3 separate regions of the Homo sapiens genome follow, and all the other regions are linked to region 2. A link is a loop called in an ENCODE intact Hi-C map of the cell type or tissue named here. Cell type or tissue: PC-3. All regions are shown on one strand. Each heading gives the region's core, and the rest is flanking DNA. Links, peaks and the distances in the headings are about the cores only.

What was found. Hi-C counts contacts between places; a loop is a spot of excess contacts. Peaks named below come from ENCODE experiments on the same cell type or tissue, not always from the same donor. Only the 100,000 strongest peaks of a DNase experiment are listed, where the experiment ranks them.
Region 1: a loop joins it to region 2, with 12 times the contacts of the local background. A loop is called at or near these places in 2 of 110 quality-filtered maps.
Region 3: a loop joins it to region 2, with 4 times the contacts of the local background. A loop is called at or near these places in 6 of 110 quality-filtered maps.

What each region holds. Positions count from the first base shown.
Region 1 is chr17:68,642,349-68,649,970 of GRCh38, forward strand. LINC01482 (long intergenic non-protein coding RNA 1482) reads left to right here. Exons shown (of 5, transcript NR_110825.1): 2 at 322-417. Among named protein-coding and RNA genes, the nearest start is that of LINC01482, 18 kb to the left of the region's middle. In PC-3, for the core only: no CTCF peak of the experiment used is centred there; a DNase peak (open chromatin) is centred at 4,383; H3K27ac peaks cover 2,187 bases.
Region 2 is chr17:68,756,381-68,764,002 of GRCh38, forward strand. No RefSeq gene overlaps it. Among named protein-coding and RNA genes, the nearest start is that of LINC01482, 130 kb to the left of the region's middle. In PC-3, for the core only: a CTCF peak has its summit at 3,696; DNase peaks (open chromatin) are centred at 3,211 and 3,641; H3K4me3 peaks cover 906 bases; H3K27ac peaks cover 1,437 bases.
Region 3 is chr17:68,630,222-68,637,843 of GRCh38, forward strand. All of the region lies in intron 1 of LINC01482 (long intergenic non-protein coding RNA 1482), which reads left to right. Among named protein-coding and RNA genes, the nearest start is that of LINC01482, 5.9 kb to the left of the region's middle. RefSeq lists an enhancer at 1,367-1,866. In PC-3, for the core only: a CTCF peak has its summit at 4,315 (motif pointing right); no DNase peak of the experiment used is centred there; H3K27ac peaks cover 1,122 bases.

The sequences.
Region 1 (7,622 bases), core at 2,476-6,475, 110 kb before region 2:
CTGTGAATGCTCTCCTGATTTGCATTCAATTGTATAAATTGTCATAGGTACGACTCTTTGTTCAGAAGCTTGAGTGTATGAGAAAAACAACTTATAATGTATTTTTGAAATTCAATCTAATTTATATTTCAATCTCCTATTTCTCTAGGGCGGAAAAATGTAATCTCAGTTAATTTGAGGTTTCTTCCTGCCCTGGCATTGTATTTAAATTCAGGGGAACTGGATGTCTCATGGGTTTTTCTACTTTTTAATATAATCTGGTTATATGGGCATTGGGTAAGATATCTGCCGCCTGATTTGATCCTTCCTCATTGGCCCAAGCATGTCACCACGGAGACTTCCTTGTTCGTGTCTATATGGTTCATACATGGCCTTCCCCTTAATTAAAGATGTCTTCCGAGGAACATTTTGTCTAAGGTAAGAATCCTTTCCAGACTCCTAACATCATAGGCTTTTAAAACATTGGAGCCAGGAAAAATATTGTTTGTTTCTCTGCTTCCTTCTTTAAGCTCAACCTTATGCCCTAACCAATAAACATAAATTAGCTTTGCTGTTAAAAATGGAGAAAAGGCCAAAAAAGAGATACCATAGATACATATTTAAAAAATATCACTTTGCTACAAAATCTAATGTCCCAGATGAATTGCCATGCAATTTGTGCAGATCTATGTACGTTTCTATTCTTTTTCCATGCTGCACCTGTTTAAATGATAGATCATTCTCCTAAATGCTCTTCCTTGTACTTGTCCTTCTCTGCTATGGTTCACTCAGCCTCTGGCAAAGAAGTATGGAACTGGGAGAGGTGGAAGATTCGGAGCTAGAGGAGAAGGAAGGAGGATAATGAAGCACACCTGAGAACTTTGCTGCATCGTGGTTTTGAAAGTGTGGCTTTTACTGTTGCCCATCATATGCAACTGAGTTCAGAGGGCACATAAAGTTGGATACAAACCACTTTGGTGAACCAGACATTTGGCGATTAGATCCAGCGCAGATGCATCTATATGCAAGTTTTTAGTGAGATGAGACATAGTAATGGTGATTAACTCGATTGTTGATATAATACTGGTGGTAAGCTCATTTTAATGTGTAGTTTATTGGAGTTGTTAAGGACATTATTTTCAGAGTAAGAAAGCCACATTTGATTCCTGGCTTTGGCACTTCCACATAGTTGACTTGGGCAAGCTACTAAACCTTCCCAATTATTGCAATGGGAATAACAGTGGTGTCTATATGGTAGGATTGCTGTAAGATTTGAATAAGGTGATGTAATGCACACTAAGAGCTAAGTATAATGAGTGCCTGGCTCATGGCAAGCAGAATGAATGTTAACTTATAATAACAATCATATAAAAAGAGTCAATTTTCTGAAAATTTCCTCATTTTAGTTATCTTTAAGTAGGTCTTTTCTTTGTCCTTATTTCTGAGCATGGAAAAAACCCCAGAGGCAAAGACCATTAGTCAACTGATCTTAAGGACCAGCAGACAAAGCTTCTGATGTAAATTTGCCATCATTCCCTTCACCTCAGAAGTTATGTCTCTAACATATCTTATGTTGAGTGTGCTGACTTAGCAAACCTGATGCCCTAGTTTTAATACACAAGACTTGCAGCATGACCACCAGGAAAATGTTTCCAAATGCTTGTTGTGGAAAGAGTAGTTAGTCTGCACCTGTCAACATCGCAACTGGATTCGTCTCAAAATGCAAGACACATGGTTCGGAAGCTGGCAAAGGAAAGGATATTTTCACCCTAAAAACACAGCTCATTTCCATTAATTGAGTCTGAATAGTCACAAGTTGCAAAGCTCCAGACAGGTTTTCACAAGCCCAAGAGCAGGGACTGACAATATTTACAGCGCTCTAAGCTGAATCGTATTACTAGGAAGTTCATAAACATGGAGGATGCCTGCTCTGCTGTCACTTGTGTGATATCTGGGCTTCTGCTATGATTTTCTGGGCTCCTTTAATCCAGGACCTATGGTTGGGAATGACAAACATCTACCAGTTTCTGAGTTCCAACTCATGTTGGTTGCTATTATGCCACCCAGGTCACTCTCTTGGGAGGTCTCCATGGAGCTCCTCTTTCCATCTCTAGACACTCTCTCAATCCTTGCATGTTTCTCTCATCCTTTCTCTCAGCTTTGCTTTTTTCCCATCTAGTTTCCTCTTCAACAAAACAAAATAAACATCACAGAAATGAACCGATGTCATCCAGTTTGGCAGAAGTTTTGTCTTTATGGGGTATTATAATATTTACCTCTTTCCAAACTTCTTGATATTGAAGTTTCCTCTGACTTCTGTAGGTTCCTCTCTTAGGACTCTATAGAGTCGGGAATTTTAGTCGTTCTTCCACTTACGTCACCAGAGGATGAACATATCTGTTTTTATATGTTGCACAAGGATAGCATAAGAGACAAATGAAGTGTTGTTTCACTTCATGAACAACAAAAGAAAGATAAATAAAGTAGGAACTTTTGTTTTTAGGCAATGATGTGAATGAATTTAAATTCATATTGATTATATAAGCAATAATAATAACACATCGTGGGATTTAAAATATATTTAGATTTAAAATGTAGGCTAATTTAAACATAAATAAGAATGGGGCTGAATGGAGTTAAAGGGTTCCAAGGTCTTTGTCTGGAGAGTAGGTAAAGACACCAATTAATGTTCTGCTTTGATAAGCCAAGGATGCATGTTATAATTTCCAGGTAGCACTAAAAGAATGGTTAATGCACGTACAACTTTCATGCTAATAGAGAAAAGATGTAATAATAAAGAAATCAATTCGAAACAAGATGAGAAAAGACAAAAAAGGAACAAAGAACAGATGGAACAAATAGAAAACACATGATAGATGGTATTTTATCTGCTTGATGACATACTTACTACTGAATTATGTCCCCTTCTCTTCCCCAAATTCATATATTGAAATTCTAACCTCCAATACCTAAGAATGTGACCGTTATTTGGAAATAGTGCCTTTATAGAAGTAATCAAGGTTAAATGTGATCATTAAGGTAAATGTGATCCAAAATGACTGGTCTCTCTATAAGAAGAGAATATTAGGATACAGAGACACAGAGCAGAGATCATGTGCAGACAGAGGGAAAAGATAGCCATTTACAAGTCAGGGAGAGATGCCTCAGAAGAAGCCAGCCCAGCTGATGCCTTGATTTGGACTTCTAGCCTCCAGAACTATGAGAAAACAAGTATGTATTGTTTAAGCTGTCAGGTCTGTGGTATTTTGTTGTGGCAGCCCTAGCAAACTAATACAGCTTCCTAGACATATCAGTATTTATGTCAAATGCAAATGGACTATATGGTCAAATTAAAAGGCTCAAATTGCAATGAAAGAAGACCCTTGTTGGTTACAAGAGACATATCAAGAACACAAGAATGTGGAAAGATTAGAATAAAAAGGTGAAAAAAAAAGATAACACTATGAAAACTCTAACCAAAAGAAATTTGATGTAGCTATGTTAAGATTAAAAATGCTGTTTTTAATGCAAAAAGACTGGTAGAGATAAAGAGGAATTTCATAATGCCAGAAGGATCAATTTACCAAGAAGGTATAAAAATTCTCAATTTGTATAGATCCAGTAATATGGAATCAAAAAGGCAGAAATGAATAGAGTCACAGTCATACTGACAGATTTTTATCACACTTGTCAGTGGCTGATAAAATAAGTAGATATAAAACAGCAATAATACACAAAACTTGAATAATGCAATCAACAAATTTTACCTAAGGACATGTAGAGAATATTGCAGCCAACAACTGGAGAATACTTACTAATTTCAAGCACAATAAAAATTGGCTATATGCTGAAACGTAAAGGAAGTCTCACCAGATTTCATGATGCAAATTATATAGTGTTTGATTTCTAAACACATTTAATAAAGTTGAAAATCAGTAACAACAAATGGTCCTGGAGTAACTAGGCATCTATATGCAAAAAGTGAACTTCAACCTGTACGTTGTACATAAGAATGAACTCAAAATAGATTTTAGATCTAAATGAAAAAGCTAACATTATAAAAAAATTAGAAAAAAAAACAGAGGAGAAAAGTCTTCATGTCTTCATGGCCTTTGGAGAAGAAAAGATTTCTTACACAGATCACAAAAAGGCACTAATCATAAAAATTAGTCATAATAATTGGACTTCATTGAATTTAAAACTTTGCTTTTCGAAAGACACTGTTAAGAATCAAAGAAGCAAGCCACAGACTCAGATGAAATATTTGCAATACTCATATATGACAAATGATTTGTGTCCAGAATGTATAAGTAACTCTTGCAGCTGAATGGTAAGAGGATAACAAAAACTCAATAAAAAATGAGCAAAAGATTTGAATGCATACTTCACAAAAGATATCTTAATGGCCAAGAAGCACATGGAATGATGCCGAACATTATTAGTCATAAGATAAATACAAATTACAACCACTAAGATGGTCAAAATGTAAAAGGTTAGCAGTAGCCTGTGTTAGTGAAGATGCAGAAAAACTATAACCAGGCTGAGAGTGCTGGCTCACACCTGTAATCCCAGCACTTTGGGAGGCTGAGGTGTATGGATCACCTGAGGTCAGCAGTTGGAGACCAGCCTGTGTATGGATCACCTGAGGTCAGCAGTTGGAGACCAGCCTGACCAACATGGTGAAACCCTGTCTCTACTAAGTACAAAAAACTGGCCCAGCATGGTGGCACATGCCTGTAATCCCAGGTACTTGAGGCTGTGGCAGTGCTCATCACACAGTTTCCCACACGGGGCACCAACTGTGGCAGTGCACCTCTTATGGGGGCGCCAGCTGCGGGGAGGGGTCTGTCCGTTGCAGACCCCTGACCCGGTGACGGATGAATAACGTACACTGACACACAGATATTCTGCTTTGCCTGTCCAGCTGAGTGTGTCTCAGCCGCTTACAGACTCCCTGCTGAGTCCTGTAAACAGTCGTGACTTGGCCCTGATCAGCTAGCGAGACTCACATTTATTTGGTAAGATTAATTAATAAAGGCTTGAGCTAACACCATTAAAGGGTAATTGACATTGTGGACTTCCTGAGTAAAAAGCACTTAAGTACCTGTGGTACAATAAAGGTTAGTCTTAAGATCATATGAGTAAACAAGCTAGCTAGGTAAACTACTCTGCCTTCCTTTGTTACTACTTTAATTTTGTTTAACTAAAGATAAAGGGACCAGGCCACCTTCAGCCAGATCTATTATAGAAGTTATGCAAACTTCTCGGCCTTCCAAGAAGATTTGTGTCTATCTCTACACTATCTCTAATATTTTTCCCACCAGCCTGATTGAACCCCAACCAGAGGCTGAGGCAGGAGAATCACTTGAACCCAAGAGGCAGAGGTTGCAGTGAGCCGAGATTGCACCATTGCACTCCAGCCTGGGCAACAAGAGCAAAACTCCATCTCAAAAAAAAAAAGAAAAGAAAAACTAGAACCTCATTTATTACTACTGAGAACTGTAGAACTGCAAAGTGGTTCTAAAGTTGTAGAACCACTTTAGAAAAAATTGGGCGATTTCTTGTAAAGTTAACACATTCACTGTATGATTCAGAAATTTCATTACTATGTTGTATGTAAGAAATGAAAACACATGTCTACAAAAGAATTATATATAAATGTTTATTGTAGTTTTATTTGTAATAACAAAAAGCTGGAGACAATTCAGATATTCATCAAACAGTGAATGGATAAACAAATCGTGATATATTCATTCAATGGAACACTTCTTCAGCAATAAAAAGCAAAAAGCTACTGATACATGCAACATCATGGCTATGTCTCAAAATCATTACGATGATGAAAGAGGGTAGAGTAAATAATATGTGATTCTATCTATACAAAATTGTACAGCAAACAAAACTAGTTTGCAATGACAGAAAGCAGTTTAGTGGTTGTGGTTAAAGGTAGAGTTGGAGAACTTTTTTTGGAGTGAAAATGTATGTTCAATATATTAATTGTGGTCATGGTTACACTAATGTTTATGTTTTTCAAAACTCACAAAACTGTATTATGTATAAATGCATATAATATATTGTATGTAAATTTGAACCTAAATTAAATTGATTTAAAAAGAAAAAATCAATAAAAATATTAAGAAATACACTTCTAAATAAACCGTGAGGCACAGAGTCAATTATAATGGAAACAAAAAAAATTTGAATTGAATGATATTAAAAATATTAGATGTCAAAACTTCCTGTTAAACAAGTACTTAGTGGGAAATGCCTTAAGTACATATATTGAAAAAGAAAAAAAAGTGTTGAAAATTAATTACCAAAGTGATACGGTTTGGCTCTGTGTCCCCACCCAAATCTCATCTTGAATTGTAATCCCCACATGTCTAGGGAGGGACCTGGTTGGAGGTGACTGGAACATGTGTGTGGTTTCCCCCATGCTGTCCTCATGATAGTGAGTGAGTTCTCATGAGATCTGGTTGTTTGATAAGTGTCTAGCACTTCCCCCTTCTTTTTCTCTCTCTCTTGCCACCATGTAAGACATGCCTTGCTTCCCCTTCTTCCATGATTGTAAGTTTCCTGAGACCTCCTCAGCCACGTGGAATGTGAATCAGTTAAATCCCTTTTGTTTATAAATTACCCAGTCTTGGATAGTTCTTTATAGCAGTGTGAAAATGAATTAATACACCCAGCATCCACTCCAATAAGTTAGGAAGAAAATGGCCAAGTAAACTTCAAGGAGGCAGAAGAAAAGAAATAAATATTACAACAGACAATAATGAAGTAGAAAGCAAACATCAAAGCTAAAATTTGGCCATTTGAAAATACTAACATAATTGATAAACTTCTCATAAGATTAATTTTTTAAAAAATAAAGAATACACAGAAGACTAATGTTTGAAATAAAAATAGAGACACCACCACAGACCTTTCAGACATTAAAAAGATGACAAAATGATTTTAAAAGAAGACAAAGAAAGAAAGTAGGCACAAATGGTTACCTAAAATGAAAAGGAAGATAGCAACACTAATCCTACAGACATTAAAAAGATAAGAGGATTTTATAAATGCTGTTATGAAGTGAATTGTATTCCCTACCCCCAAATTTGCGTGTTGAGGTCCTAACCTCGAATGTGACCATATTTGGATATATGACCTTTTAAGAGGTAATTAAGGCTAAATGAGCTTGTAGGGATGGGGCCCTAATCCGATGTGACTGGTGTCCTTATGAGAGGAGAAAGAGCAACTAAGAATGTGTGCATAGAGACCAGGATGTGAAGACATAATAAGAAGGCAGTGTGGCTGGGTGCAGTGGTTCATATCTGTAATCCCAGCACTCTGGGAGGCCAAGGCAGGTGGATCATTTGAGGTCAGGAGTTCAAGACTATCCTGACCAACATGGTGAAACCCTGTCTGTACTAAAAATACAAAAATTAGCCAGGCATGGTGGCGGGTGCCTGTAATCCCAGCTACTTGGGAGGCTGAGGCAGGAGAATCCCTTGAACCTGAGAGGCGGAGATTGCAGTGAGCTGAGATCGCACCACTGCATTCCAGCCTGGGCAATAGAGTGAGACTCAGTCTCGAGAAAAAAAAAAAAAAAAAAAGGCAGCCCTCTGCAAGTCAAAGAGAGAGACCTCAGGAGAAAT
Region 2 (7,622 bases), core at 1,822-5,821:
CTCATGGTCATCTTTCCAGAGTGAGAGTGAGCAGCTCTTGACAAACTGACCGGTGGAGATGAAGCCGTGTTAACCGGCAGATGCAGGGTGAGTGGGGAGGGCTACAAGCTGAACTCTACAGGCAGCATTTGCCATCACTCATGCTTGAACTCCCAGAATCCTCAGCCTGCGAGGCCCAATTCAGTTTAGTAAACCTTTATGTGCTTGGCCTACAAAGGTGAATGGGCATCAAGCCTTGTGGCAAGGAGAAGATCATCATAACCCTTTGTGCTATATTCACAGGGTGCATGGAGCTCTGTCTCTGGGCTGAGGGCTCAGAGAAAAGTGCCCCTTGCTAAAGCTAGGCTGCATGGGGTGGTGGTCAGGGAGGGCTTCCTTGAGGAAGCAGGCCTGAACCAAGTCTTAAGAGATGAATTTATTTCTTTCTCTCTTAGCAGGACGGAACTCAAATCATTCAAGTTAGTTGGATTCTGTCTTCTTAAAATCTTCACTAAGGAGCCTCTTTTATTTACTTTGGATCCTGAGCTTTAGGAAGGAAGAAACATTTGAGTAGGATTGTTTCTAGATGTAGATGTTACTGGTCCTGTAAGTGGCTTGGCTTTGTTTTGTTTCATTTTCTGGGATTTGGGGAGAGTCGGTTGATTATAAAGAAAATATATTTGATCAATAGAAATCACATTTCTAACAGAAAAGAGGCCGATTCTATCAGGTCTCCTTGCCCTTTTGGGCTTAACTCTTATAATTATTTAAAGAAAACTAAGATTATTATCCTGATAAAAAAAGTTTGCAAGGGCCACAAACTGAAGACCAGTCTTATCGATGGTCCCCAAGCTCACAAAGAAGCCAGAGGAAATTACTCAGCGTGGGATGACCACCGTTGCCCAGTAGTTTTATTCCTTCTAAGTCAATGTTTTTCTGAGATGATCCAGAGTTTGAAAACTAACATACAGTTATATTCAACAACAAATTCCTGGCCATGTAGGGTCATTGTTATAAGGTCTCTGACCCCTAAAACACTTCAAACAAAGTCCATACCTCTTTCTAGCTCCTATGGGTATGAAAGACCACCAGGAGTAGTGTGAGAAACGTTAGTGGGTACAAAGCTACCCACTCTCTTGGACAAATAAAAGGGATGAAGGGTGTGTTCCTCTGTGAGAATGAGGGCTTTTATCATTGTGGAGAAAAGTCATTGCCTGGAGTTGGCTTTCATTTGGGGCTAGATTAAAAAAAGAAAAGCTCAGTGTCACTGATCATTAGAGTAATGCAAATCAAAACCACAATGAGATACCCCTTCACACCAGTCAGAATGGCAATTATTAAAAAGTCAAGAAACAACAGATGCTGGTGAGGTTGCAGAGAAATAGGAGCGCGTTTACACTGTTGGTGGGAATGTAAATTAGTTCAACCATTGTGAAACAGTGTGGCGATTCCTCGAAGATCTAGAACGAGAAATACCATTTGACCCAGCAATCCCATTACTGGGTATATACTCAAAAAATATAAATCGTTCTATTACAAAGATGCATGCATGCATATGTTTATTGTAGCACTATTCACAATAGCAAAGACATGGAATCAACCCAAGTGCTCATCAATGATAGACTGGATAAAGAAAATGTGGTATGTATACACCATGGAATACTATGCAGCCATGAAAAGGAACAAGATCATGTCCTTTGCAGGGACATGGATGGAGCTGGAAGTCATTATCCTCAGCAAACTAATGTAGGAACAGAAAACCAAACACCACATGTTCTCACTCATAAGTGGGAGCTGAACAATGAGAACAGATGGACACAGGGAGCAGAACAACACACACTGGGGCCTGTCAGGGAGTGGGATGTGGGGAGGGAGAGCATTAGGAAAAATAGCTCATGCATGCTGGGCTTAATACCCAGATGATGTGTTGACAGGTGCAGCAAACCACCATGGCACTTGTTTACCTATGTAACAAACCTGCACATCCTGCACATATACCCTAGAATTTAAAATGAAAATTAAAAAAAAGTAAAAAATGTAGTGGATTTTTAGGAATATCCCAGTAATCAAGTCACCTTTCAAGAATTAAGGGAATGAAAATGGCTGGAGGACATTTCCAAAGGATTAGGAGTGGGAGTCACCTGTTGATGCCAAGGCTGGAACAGCTGGAGGGGCCTCAAGGGGACCTTGGGAGATGCCTGTGTGCTTAGGAAGGGAAGGGCCTATCCAAAGTCCAAGAGAGTGCTATTTAACCCACGTAAGCTGATCTCTGCTCCTTAATTTCAGGATTAGAAAACTGCTATGGGATTTGGCTTTTGTCAACCATTGGGATGCTTTGGGAAGCCACAGAAATCCAACTATCTCTAAGACTAATTCTGTGAACTCTGAAATTCCTCTGCATAGTAAGGTGGACTATTGGAGGGGAGGGGTGGTCACTGTCTACACACCTAACTTTATGTTATAAAAAAATTCTAATTTTATTCAGCATTTCCAAAAGGGTGCTACAGGGAATGTTACTGATGTTAAATTAAAGAGTACAGTGCAAAAAAAATGATCTCTGTTCAAGTAAATTAAGAAATTATGTGATTAAATAGAATTACATTTTTTATTTTGGATAGGATTTCTCAGGGCTTTCCACCTGCTATTCTGAATTATGTATCTTTAAGAGGGAGACTGTGTGTATATTGTAAAAGTCAGATTCTAATGTAAAAGATTCTAATTTCGGGTCATGGCAGTAACACTGCACCATTGGCACATGGTTTAAAACTGCAGGAACACAGACATTGATCTGTGTGCTTATGTAAATGTGTACACTCTAAAAAATAAACAAGCAAATACTATATGTATACGGTGAAGGTCAGCAGTGGCGGGGAAAAGGGAAGACTTTCGTGGGAGAGATTTAGGGAGGTTAGCACCTTTAACTGAAGGTAAGAGTCCTTCATTCTAATTCTGAATCACTGCGTTACGTTCAGCATATCTGGTCCTGTTTCCCCACATGCAAAGCAGAAATTTAAAAAGTAAAGACATCTCAAACTTATCTTGCAAAACAATACAGGGATTAAACAAGCCTGTACCATTAAACTGTTTTGCACTCTGTGGTCAAGGACATGGCCTAATGGCAGGTTATGGTCCTGGCCACCAGCAGGATTAACCAAGGGGTTTGCAGAGCAGGCACAGGCAGTGTCTGTCTCTCCAGGACCGCGGGTAGGGCAGCTGACATCCTGGGGTCAGGGTGAGTCATGCCCTGTGTGCATGAACATGCAGGCATGCGTGCAGCACCCTCGGGCTCCAGGGGCTTAAATTTCCAAAAGACAACCCTGAAAACTTGAAAAGTAAGAAAATCTAGAACAATGAGTAGGTGGCCTAGCTTTTGTGGCAGGCAGAAACAAGACAAAATGGCGAGTTAACCATATTCCTATTATGTGGGGGATTTTGTAGGACTGTCCGAGTGACTATTTGCTTAGAGTAGGTTAAATCCTACCAAAGAAATGGGGCTCCCAAGAAAGCATTCATTCCCAAAGTGAATTTTCCTGTTGATAGTGTTGGATATGTTTGCAGTATTCACGGTCCAAATTTTATGCTTTCTCTTTCCCATTGCTGAGTCACTGGGCTGTCTTGAAATCTGAGGGGAAAAGTCTGTGAGGCGTGGCCGGCAACTAGGAAGCCTGGCTCTTTCTAGTAGAGCATGAACGCCACCTTGAGTTGTGTGTGAGCACTGCCGAGCCCTACTTGACATGATCAGCAGTTCCGAGGGATGGAGCAAATGGGACTGGTTCCCTTTTGCAACAAAAAGCAGCACTATCAGGCCTGGGTTGTGTCTTGACACCCGGAATTATTTTTTAGCAAAATGTAATAAATCAATCAGAGTTCCCCAGAGAAACAGAACCAAGAGCATATGCGTGCATAAGATGGAGAAATTTATTTTAAGGAATTGGCTGGTGCAAATGTAGGGGCTGGAAAGTTGGAAATTTGTAGGACAAGCCGCAGGCTGCAAACTCAGGCAGGAGTTGATGTTGCCATCTTGAGGCAAAATTTCTTCCCTGGGAAGTCTCAGTTTTTTTCTCTTTAGGCCTCCAATTGATTGAATGAGGTCGACAAATTTTATCTAGGATAGTCTCCTTTACTTTAAGTCAGCTGATTTTGGATGTTAATCATATCTGCAAAATACGTTCACCGCAACATCTAGACCAGTGTTTGGTTAAATAACTGGTACTAGCCCAAGTCGACACATAAACCATCACTCTTGGCCGGGCGTGGTGGCTCAGGCCTGTAATCCCAGCACTTTGGGAGGCCGAGGCAGGCGGATCACGAGGTCAGGAGATTGAGACCACCTGGTAACACGGTGAAACCCCCGTCTCTACTAAAAATGCAAAAAATTAGCTGGGTGTGGTGGCGGGCTCCTGTAGTCCCAGCTACTCGGGAGGCTGAGGCAGGAGAATGGCGTGAACCCGGGAGGCGGAGCTTGCAGTGAGCCGAGATTGTGCCACGGCACTCCAGCCTGGGCGACAGAGCGAGACTCCGTCTCAAAAACAAACAAACAAACAAACAAACAAACAAACAAAACCTAACCATAACTGATAGCAACATTAGCATAGGTGAAAAATATATTTTTGAACATTAACAGATATAAATAATTTTTCATTTGATTCATTAATATGGATTCAACAACACTTCAGGTTGGACCAGGTGCATTACCATTTCTAGTTATATTCCTTGTAACATTGGGTTAGATTCTGATGTGTTGCTACCAGCCTACCATATGCATTGTATGACTTCCCCCAGTACCATCATAACGAAGACATGTAGAATACGTTTCATAGTAAATAGGGTGTTTTCCCAGGGTTGCTGTTGTTGCTATTGCAGGATATTCGCCTGCAAGTGTTTGCAATTCTCTAATCAGAACTCTTTGCCATGCAAGGTAAGGCAAAGTTTAAAAGGCTGGTCAGAGCTCCTTCCCAGGAGTGACACCCTTTGTCCTTTGACATTGGTATTTTTCTGTCCAGTACTTCTGGCAGAAGTTAGAAGCAGGAATGGGTAGTCCGGATAGCTCTCCTATTTGAATCTGTTTTTTAAAAAAAAGACTCCACAAGACTCCACACTATTTTGATATTTTGATGAATTTTCTGGGGTTTCACCTCGTGTAATTTTTTTTTTTTTTTTTTGAGACACGATCTTGCTCTGTTGTTCAGGCTGGAGTGCAATGGCATGATTACAGCTCACTGTAACCTCAAACACCTGGGTAGCTCCTGGGTTCAAGGGATCCTCCTACCATGGTTTCCTAAAGCACTGGGATTACAGGCATGAGCCACGAGGCCCACAGGCCCAGTCCTTCATGTGACTTTTGAAGGAGGCATCTGTGGTCTTCAAACACCAAGAATCTCTCCTTTATAGACACTCAGAAAGCACGGAAGAGGAGGATAAGAAATGGCCAAGTCTCTTGGTGTTTGCTCTTGCTGGAAAGAAAAAGGGGGAAATTGGATTTCTCTGGGATTCTCTGTTCAAATGGCAAAGGAGGAAAAAATCCCAGAGAGTCTGCTAAGGAAGGAAGTAGAAGCTACGTCATCTCTATAGACAGCAGAGAGGACATATTTATTGGTGTGTATCTCTAGTTTCTGCAACTCATCCAGCCAGATATTTCAATATTTCCCTAACTCCAACTGTTCACTGTCCATTTCCATTGCTATTGAATGTGCTAGGTATATTTTCCTAATATAAACACAAAATTTAAAAAATTATCCTATGTACCATGTGACATAGTCTTGCATATTATAGTGGTTCACATCATAACTCATCTGTTTGAAAAACTCTAATCAGATGCATACGGTTAATTCAAAATGTGCTGTGTGTAGAACTGCTATATAATTGATGAGCATTAGAATGATGTGACACTCTACAATTCTCTTTTCTCTTAGGTTTTTAAGATTATTAAGATTAATGTCATTCAATAGGTCTGAGTTTGCATGTGTAGCAAAGACTTGTTCTCCTTAAGGCAGCAGTGGCTTGCAAACTTTTTGAAATGCCTGTAGTAACACATTTATTTTATTTATTCACAAATGCATACATATTCACAGACGTAATATAATGAAAGTCTCATTAAAACTAGAATGTAATTTTTTTTTGAGGCAAAGTCTTACTCTCACTCTATTGCCCAGGCTGGAGTGCAGTGGTACAGTCACAACCCACTGCAGCCTCAACCTCCCAAGCTCAAGCAATCCTCCTGCCTCAGTCTCCTGAGTAGCTGGGAATACAGGCATGCACCACCATGCCTGGCTAATTTTTTAATTTGTTATTGTTTGTAGAGACAGAGTCTCGCTATATTGCCCAGGCTGGTCTCAAACTCCTGGACACAAGCGATCCTCCTGCCTTAACCTCCCAAAGTGCTGGATTTACAGGTGTGAGCCACCATGCCTGCCCCAGAATGTAAAATGTTTCATAAATAATAATTGGTTTTTATATCAATTGCATCTTGGAATGATAAAATTTTGGACATATGGGAAAAATAAAATGTTATTAAAATCAATTTTACCTGTTTCTTATTTATTTATTTATTTTTTAAGAGACAGGGTCTTGCTCTGTTACCCAAGCTGGAGTGCAGTGGCACAATCAGCTCACTGCAACCTTGATCTGGGCCCAAGCAATCCTCCCCTAGTTCAGCCTCCCGAGTAGCTGGGACTACAGGGGCACTCCACCATGCCTGGGTAATTTTTTAAATTTTTTGTAGAGATGGGGTCTTGCTATGCTGCCCAGGCTGGTCTTGAACTCCTGGCCTCAAACGATTTTCCTGCTTTGGTCTCCCAAAGTGCTGGCATTACAGGCATGAGCCACTGTGCCCTGCCCTTTAAAACATTTTTTGAATGAGACTACTAGAAAATTAAGAATTACAAATGTGCTCACATTATATTCTTATTGGGTAACACTGCTGTCCAATATGTAAAAATGAAGCCTGGAAGTTCTGCAGGCATTTCACTGTCACGGGGAGTGTTTGTTACCCTGAACATGGAATGGATACGGAGTGGAGGACAAAGCTGATGGAACTGTGGAGGAATGGAAGCAGAGCCATGTTCCAACTGTACCTGAAACATTTCATACCTCAAGTCGTAAGAACAAATAAATATGATTTATTGTTGCAGCTGGATCTCCTGCTACACAACAGGAAAATCCTAACTGATGCTGGGTCACAGAATACATCCTGGCTCATCATTTCAGACTTCTACTCAAGAGCTTTTATGATGCTGCTCTGTCGACTCCCATAAGACCTCCCAAACCCAGGCTCCAGGCTGACATCTCACAGTTCCTCAAGGTGGACCATCTCCTTCTGTCTGACCAACCCTATTTATCATCCTCCTTACATGCTGTGCTCATTCCTTCAATGACTCATTCTACACTTTTAGCTACTCATGGACTATTGAACACAAATGTACAGCCACTTCCAGGGTTTTCTAGGAAACTTTGTATCACTCACTTTCACTTTCTGCTGGGTCAGCTGCAGGTATGAATTTGTTCATCACAGATTTAGACCAACCTGGGGTGGCAGCACATTCTCAAGATGTTTTACCTTGGTCCATGTCAATTTCATTTTTTCTTTTACTTCTTTGTTGTTGTTGTTGAGACAGGGTCTCACTCTGTCACCCAGGCTGGAGTGC
Region 3 (7,622 bases), core at 2,476-6,475, 130 kb before region 2:
CACATAGTACATGCTCAGTAAATATTAGCTATGATGATGATGATGTTGACAACAACAATTATGGTGGCAGTGACAATGATAAAACCATGGTAATTATAGTGGTGACAGGAATGATAGTGGTGACAACAGCGATGGTTGTGTCTGTGACAATGTTGATAAGGGTGTCAGTGATGCCGGCAATGAGGATAACCATACTGACCTGAGAGGCAGGAACATGCAGGAGTTATGTGCTTTGGTTGTAGAGTCAGAGGAACCTGGAGCCAAGTATCTGTTCTGTCTTAACTAGATGTGTGACTTTAAGGAAGCAATTTTATCTAATTAAATTTTGGCATCCTCTTCTGTAAAAACAATCATTGTTTCGCAGGGCTGTTGGGAAGTTTAAAAAAATGTTATATATCATTCCTTAAAGATGCCTATTTTTCATATTTTAACATCTCTGAAATTAGAAATGCATCTTGCAGTTACTGTCAGCCAGGCAGAACTAAATTTGTTTTAATTTTTAATTTTTGTGGGTACATGGTAGGCATCTATATTTGTGGGATGCATGAGATACTTTGATATAGGCATGCAATGTGAACATTCAGACTGAATTTTTCTTTCTCTTATATTCTCTTTCTCATGAAGACACAAGAGTAATTCTATGACAGTCACTAAATATAAGTACAAAAGTCTTCTCAATAAGTAGAAAATAAAACCTCAAACTGATAAACTGTGTTATAACTTAACTGACAGTGTTTTATTTACTTTTTAAAGGTACAAAAAATAACAGTTTGTCCTTCAGGTGATAGAATTTTAGTTTTGATGAAAAATAGTAACACGTTTTGAACACCACACAGTGTAATAGTTACCTCTTTCATCTGGTTTTGTCCCATTTTGCTGTAATAAGATTTACACAAACTAAGAAAAATATATACCTATAGTAGCCAGTCTTCAGAGGGTCCCTTGTGATCTCTGCCTTCTGGTTCTCACACCCTTGTGTAATCCCCTTCCACTCTGAGCAGGGATGATTTGTGTCTGGTATTGCAGAGAAGACAGAGTGTGACTTCTGAGGCCTGGCATCCAAACATTGCTGCATCCCTTTTACTCTTTTTTTTTTTTTTGAGATGGAGTTTCACTCTTGTTGCCCAGGTTGGAATGCATTGGCATGATCTCGGCTCATGGCAACCTCTGCCTCCTGGGTTCAAGCGATTCTCCTGCCTCGGCCTCCCGAGTAGCTGCGATTACAGGCATGCGCCACCACACCCGCTAATTTTGTATTTTTAGTAGAGATTGGTTTCTCTATGTTGGTCAGGCTGGTCTCGAACTCAGGTGATCCACCCGCCTCAGCCTCCCAAAGTGATGGGATTACAGGCGTGAGCCACCGCGCCTGGCCTCTCTTACTCTTTAAATCCCTCACTCTGGGAAAACCAGCCACTGTGTCATGAAGACACTCAAGCAGTCCCAAGCAGGAGGTACACATGGTGAGGAATTGAGTCCTCTTGCCAACAGCCAGTGAGGATGTAAGGCGTCCTGCCGACAGCCATGGGAGTGAGCCGCCTTAGAAGTGGGCATTCCGGTCCCTGCCTCCCCACCCTCCACTGACATCCTGGTTGTAATTTTATGAGAGACACTGCTTCCGAGCCATTCTAGCTGTCACCAAACCCTGACTCGCTAATCACACATTCTATGCATGTAACAAAATATCACACGTACCCCATAAATCCATAAAATATTGTATATCAGTAAAAAAGTATTGTTAACATGAAACTGTGGTTACTTCTCCAAGATGAATACATGCTTCACCAAATGAGATTTTATTTTTTAAGTGAAGGAATCCAGTTAAAAGCAAAAAGAGGTTAAGAAAAACAAGATAGGCCAGGTGCTGTGGCTCACTCCTGTAATCCCAGCACTTTGGGAGGCTGAGGTGGGTGGATCCCAAGATCAGGAGTTCAAGACCAGCCTGGCCAACATGGTTAAACCCTGTCTCTACTAAAAATACAAAAAAAATTAACCAGGCGTAATGGCGTGTGCCTGTAGTCTCAGCTACTTGGGAGGTTGAGGCAGGAGAATCGCTTGAACCCGGGAGGCAGAGGTTGCAGTGAGCTGAGATTCACTGAACTCCAGCCTGGGTGACAGAGTGAGACTCCATCTCAAAAAAAAAGAAAAAAAAAAAATAAATCCAGAGGTCTGATGAATACCCAAAAGTCGGCTGTGGAGGTCCCTCTGCATACGAAGGGTAGGACCCCAATGGTTGTGTTTCACTCTGTGTGTGTGTGTGTGTGTGTGTGTGTGTGTGTTTTCAAAGTTGGCAATTATGGAGTCTTTCCACTGATTCAAACTAATAAATCACCATCTCTCAGTACAAACTTGATTTGGAGTTAAAAGTCATGTCAATCATGTATATCGTATTAAAATGTAATAAAAGTGAACACTGAAATTTTTACAAATAACACCATGAAGGAAAATTCGGCTGAAGACATTATAGCTAATTTGTAAAAGGATAATTAGGAATATTCAAGAAACATAGGGATGTGAATGTTCAAAATTATTAGTATCTGGAAGTAATAAATTGTAACTTTTTTTTCACCCACCAGATTAGTTAAGAACAAAAGAAATGTGATGTGTCAAAGTGAGGAGAGAGACTGTGGATGGGAATGTAAATACATGGTTCAATTTTTCTTTTACAAAAGACTTGTAATCAAAGTTATACATGTACAGAGCTTTTAAAAAGTCCAGTGGTACCATGAGGAATAATATAAAAGATAGTAATCTCCTGCCCCACCCCTTCTCACACTAGATCCTGTTCCCTGGAGCCAACTGTTGTCCACTCTTTTAGCAAGTTCTTTCGCTATTTGCTTTTTTTTTTTTTTTTGAGACGGCATTTTGCTCTTGTTGCCCAGGCTGGAGTGCAGTGGAGTGATCTTGGCTCACTGTGACTTCTACCTCCTGGGTTCTAGCGATTCTCCTGCCTCAGCTTCCCAAGTAGCTGGGATTACAGGCATGTGCCACCACGCCCAGCTAATTTTGATTTTTAGTAGAGACAGGGTTTCACCATGTTGGCCAGGCTGGTCTTGAACTCCTGACCTCAGGTGATCCACCCGCTCAACCTCCCAAAGTGCTGGGATTACAGGCGTGAGCCACCACGCCCGGCCTGCTTTCATATCTTAAAATAATATGCTTAAGGAACTCTTTCTCGATTTTTGGTTTTATGTATTACTATTGACATCTTACTAGAAAACAAGAGGCTCTACCTCTGTCTTAGTTTTTGTTCCCCACAATAGTCGAGTTGCCAATAAAATGTAGGATGCTCATTTAAATTTGAATTTCAGTTGAACAACAAATCATTTTTTATACAAGTATGTCCCAAGTATAGCATGGGCAAACTTGTATGAAAACATGATTTGTCATTTATCTGAAATTCAAATTTAGTGGGGCGTTTTGTATTTTTATTTGCTAAATCTGGCAACCTTGCGTGAAGGAGACACAGAGATAAAGACAGTACATGATATGGTTTGGCTATGTCCCTACCCAAATCTCATCTTGAATTATAGCTCCCATAATTCCCATGTGTTGTGGGAGGGACTCAGTGAGAGACAATTGAATCATGGGGTGGTTTCCCTCATACTGTTCTCATGGTAGTGAGTAAGTCTCATGAGATCTGATGGTTTTATAAGCAGAAACCCCTTTCGCTTGGGCCTCATTCTCTCTTGCCATATAAGAAGTGCCTTTTGCCTTCCACCATGATCGTGAGGCCTCCACAGCCATGTGGAACTGTGAAAAAGAACTCTTTTTCTTTTTTTTTGGAGACAGAGTTTCACTCTTGTCACCCAGGCTGCAGTGCAATGGTGTAATCTCAGCTCACTGCAACCTCCAACTCCTGGGTTCAGGCGATTCTCCTGCTCCAGTTTCCCGAGTAGCTGGGATTACAGGCACACACCACCACACCCAGCTGATTTTTGTAATTTTAGTAGAGACGGGGGTTTCACCATGTTGGCCAGCCTGGTCTCGAACTCCTGACTTCAGGTGATCTTCCCGTCTCGGCCTCCCAAAGTTGTGGGACTACTGGCCTGAGCTACCGTGCCCACCCACCTCTTTTTCTTTATAGATTACCCAGTCTCGGATATGTCTTTATCAGCAGCGTGAAGATGGACTAATACAGTACACAATTTAATCAAAAGGCACTCCGAGGAAGCACAAGCAAGAATGAAGGGAGAACGAGAGAATGAAGAGAGAATAGTCAACGAAGGGTCCATTTAGTGAGTGGATTGTCACTGTGGACGATCTGAGCTCAGTCATGCTGGGAGCCCTTTGAGAGACTATGGAGCATACCTCAGAATTGTCCCGCTAGAGGGCAGGAGGGTGGAGATACCAGTGCACTGGCTGCAGTCCCTCCTTGGTTAAGGGTGGTCCTCACATGTCTGGGTTGCCCTCGTGCTGTAGCCACGCATTTTTATTTCTCCCACCTCCCATTCTTGGGTAAATCAACATCGTATATTTACACTACAATGATTATATAGCTGTGATTCACCACTGAGCTGCAATTGCGTGTCTCACACAACTTTTTGTATTCTTGGGCTTAATAATTGCTTCCTCCATTATTCGCTTTAGGTTTCCATTGCATCCATTACTAATTCAATCCTTAACTTTCTAAGTGAATGGATAATCTGAGAATACATTTGACAGCTCAGGTACTCCCTCAATTTCATCATCTTTTCTTGACACCCTCTCACTCTGATCCTTGTTCTGCTTTTCTCATCTGGTCTGGTTGCTTTCTAGGCCTACAGGTCTTAAGATGTCTCTTTACTGCCATTCCTGAAAAATCCTGTAACTCCTGTTCTGGGTTGGATCTCTGTTTCTCAAATCACAAGCCCTTACTTTCTGGGTGTACTTTCTTATTTTGATGGAGAATATTCTCCAAGAACCTCCTGATATGGTTAGGCTTTGTGTCCCCACCTAAGTCTCATCTTGAGTTGTAATCTGCATAATCCCCACGTGTTAAGGGAGAGACCAGGTGGAAGTAATTGAATCATGGCGGGGGCGGGGAGGGGGAAGGGGGATTGGGGGAGGTGGGGGAGAAGGGCGGTTTCCCCCATGCTGTTCTCATGATAGTGAGTGAGGTCTTATGAGATCTAATGGTTTTATAAGGGGCTCTTCCCTCTTTGCTCGGCACTTCTCCTTTCTGTCACCTTGTGAAGAAGGTGCCTTGCTTCCTCTTTGCCTTCTGCCATGATTGTAAGTTTCCTGAGGCCTCCCCAGCCATGCCTGAACTGTGAGTCAATTAAACCTCTTTCCTTTGTAAATTACCCAGTTTCAGGCAGTTCTTTTAAGCAGTATGAAAACAGACTAATACACCTCCCAAGAAAGAATTCATGAGAAGTAAATTTTTGTATTCTTGCATGTCTGCAAATATCTTTATTCAAATAAAGAACATCGTGGCTGAATATCAAATTACATTGGGCATTATTTTCTCCAGAATTTTGAAGGTTCTGCTCATTGTTCAATTCCAATAGCATTCTGAAGCCTTGTTCATTCCATTTGATCTGCTCTTTTCTCTTTGTTCTGAACTTTGTTGTTGTTGTTGTTGAATTTCATCGTTATGTGCCTTGTGGGTCTTTTCCCCGCTATTTATTGTGCTGAACACTTGATGAAAACTTCCAGTCTGGAAAATCACGGCCTTCACTCCTTGTGTTATTTCTTTGCAAATTTCTTCCCTTCTGTTTTCCATGTACTCTTTTTCTTGTAACATTTCTTCTTTTCTTCCTTCTTTTTTCCCTTTTTTTGGATGTAGAATTTCTTGAATAGACCCTTTAGTTTTTCTATCTTTTTTCTCTTATTTTCCTTATTTTATCTTTGAGTTTTACTTGTTGGTAGATTTTTTCAACTCTATTTCATTTCAAACATTCTATCAAATTAAAAATTTCTACAATTATTCTTTTAATTTCCAAGAGCTGTTTCTTATTCTCTTATTATCTCTTTTTATAGACCATCATTGTATAATAATATAACTATTTCTCTGAGGATATTTATTATAGTTAAAAAAGTCATTTTGCCATCTGCATTGTCTTTATTTCCATGAAATTTTTTCTCTTAGTTTGTTTCCCACCCTGCCCCCTGACCCTCAACGTTTTTTTTTTTTTTTTTGACATTCAAAGCTTGGAAGAGAGCTGGGACCCAACTTTGTAACATACCAATTCAAAGCAATGCAAAACTACGTAAAAGCTGACGTCAATGTCTAACTCTTCTAGGCTGTTCATTTATACTTACCAGAGAGACACTAAAATGCAAACTCTACACTGGTGGGTAATTGACAAAAGCCTGTCAATTTGGAACTTCACTGTCAAGTGATCAAGTAGTAACCTGGCATTTCACTGGGAGACTTTCAGATATCAGTGTCTGTAGGATTTTTCTCCTGGACTAATCAGTTTCCTTAAAAAGGAATCCTATAAGACCCTTCCTGTGGTCTAAGTCTAGCTGCTAATGTTCTTGAAGCCAAGTGGAGATAGGGCTGGTACCCCCAAAACTGGATTTAGACTTCAAGTAAAAGAATGTTTTGCCTCCCAGGCTGGAGTGCAGTGGTGCAGTCTTGGCTCACTGCAGCCTGGACTTCCCAGGCTTAACTGATCCTCCTGCTTCAGCCTCCCGAGTAGCCGGGACCACCACCACCATTTGTAGAGATGGGGGTTTTGCTGTATTGCTCAGGCTGGTCATGAACTCCTGGGCTCATGTGATCTTTCTCCCCAGCTCCACAAAGTGCCAGGATTACAGGTGTGAGCCACCATGCCTGGCCTAATACACTCTTTAATACAATAATACCTTGTAGATCTCTTTCCATTTCCAATAAATATAGATCATCATTGGGAATGAATACAAAGTATTCTTCTATATAGATCTGCCTTATTTTGCTTATTAATCTCATATTAATGGACTTTCAAGTGATTTCTAGTTTTTCTCTATTGTACAGCACGCAGTAATGAACATCCTTGTGTAATTCCTAGAATTGTGACTGCTTGTGGAAAGGTATGCTTATTTACATGTTGATACCTGTTGCCAACCATCCTCTAGAGGTCTTGCCCACCAGTGTTTCATTTTTAGATAGTAAAATCCATTTCTCTTGACTATTTGATTTCTTTGATTACTTCAAGCCTTAGGAATTTTTTTTTTAAACCTAGCATAGCTTTATGTCATTTTTCTATAATTTGATTAAAAAGACAAAAACTATAATCCAAGTGAAGCACAGAGGCTTTCGACTTCCTGATTTTATTAGAAATCAAGTGACAAATCTTTTCTTTAGGGCTGAAGAGATCTTTTCTTCCTTTCTTTAGGTGAGGAAGGGTTGATTTTTATAAATATTTGTTTATTTATTATTCTTATTTCTATGAGTCATTCAGGACTTATTCTTGTGCAAAATGTGAAAGAAAGCACACAGAAAACAATAAATAAAATAGTGCATCTGCCAATTCAACCACCTCTCTGTTGTCAAATTCATCCTTATCCCCAAGGGTAGTCTGAGTTTATCACTTTTGTGGGTAACCTTCCATTGACTTTCTTTTGCATTTACATATAGAGCATGCACAAACAGAAATACATAGATCTGTTGTGTGTGTTTTTTAATCTAAAAGTGATCATGCACACATATTCTGCAG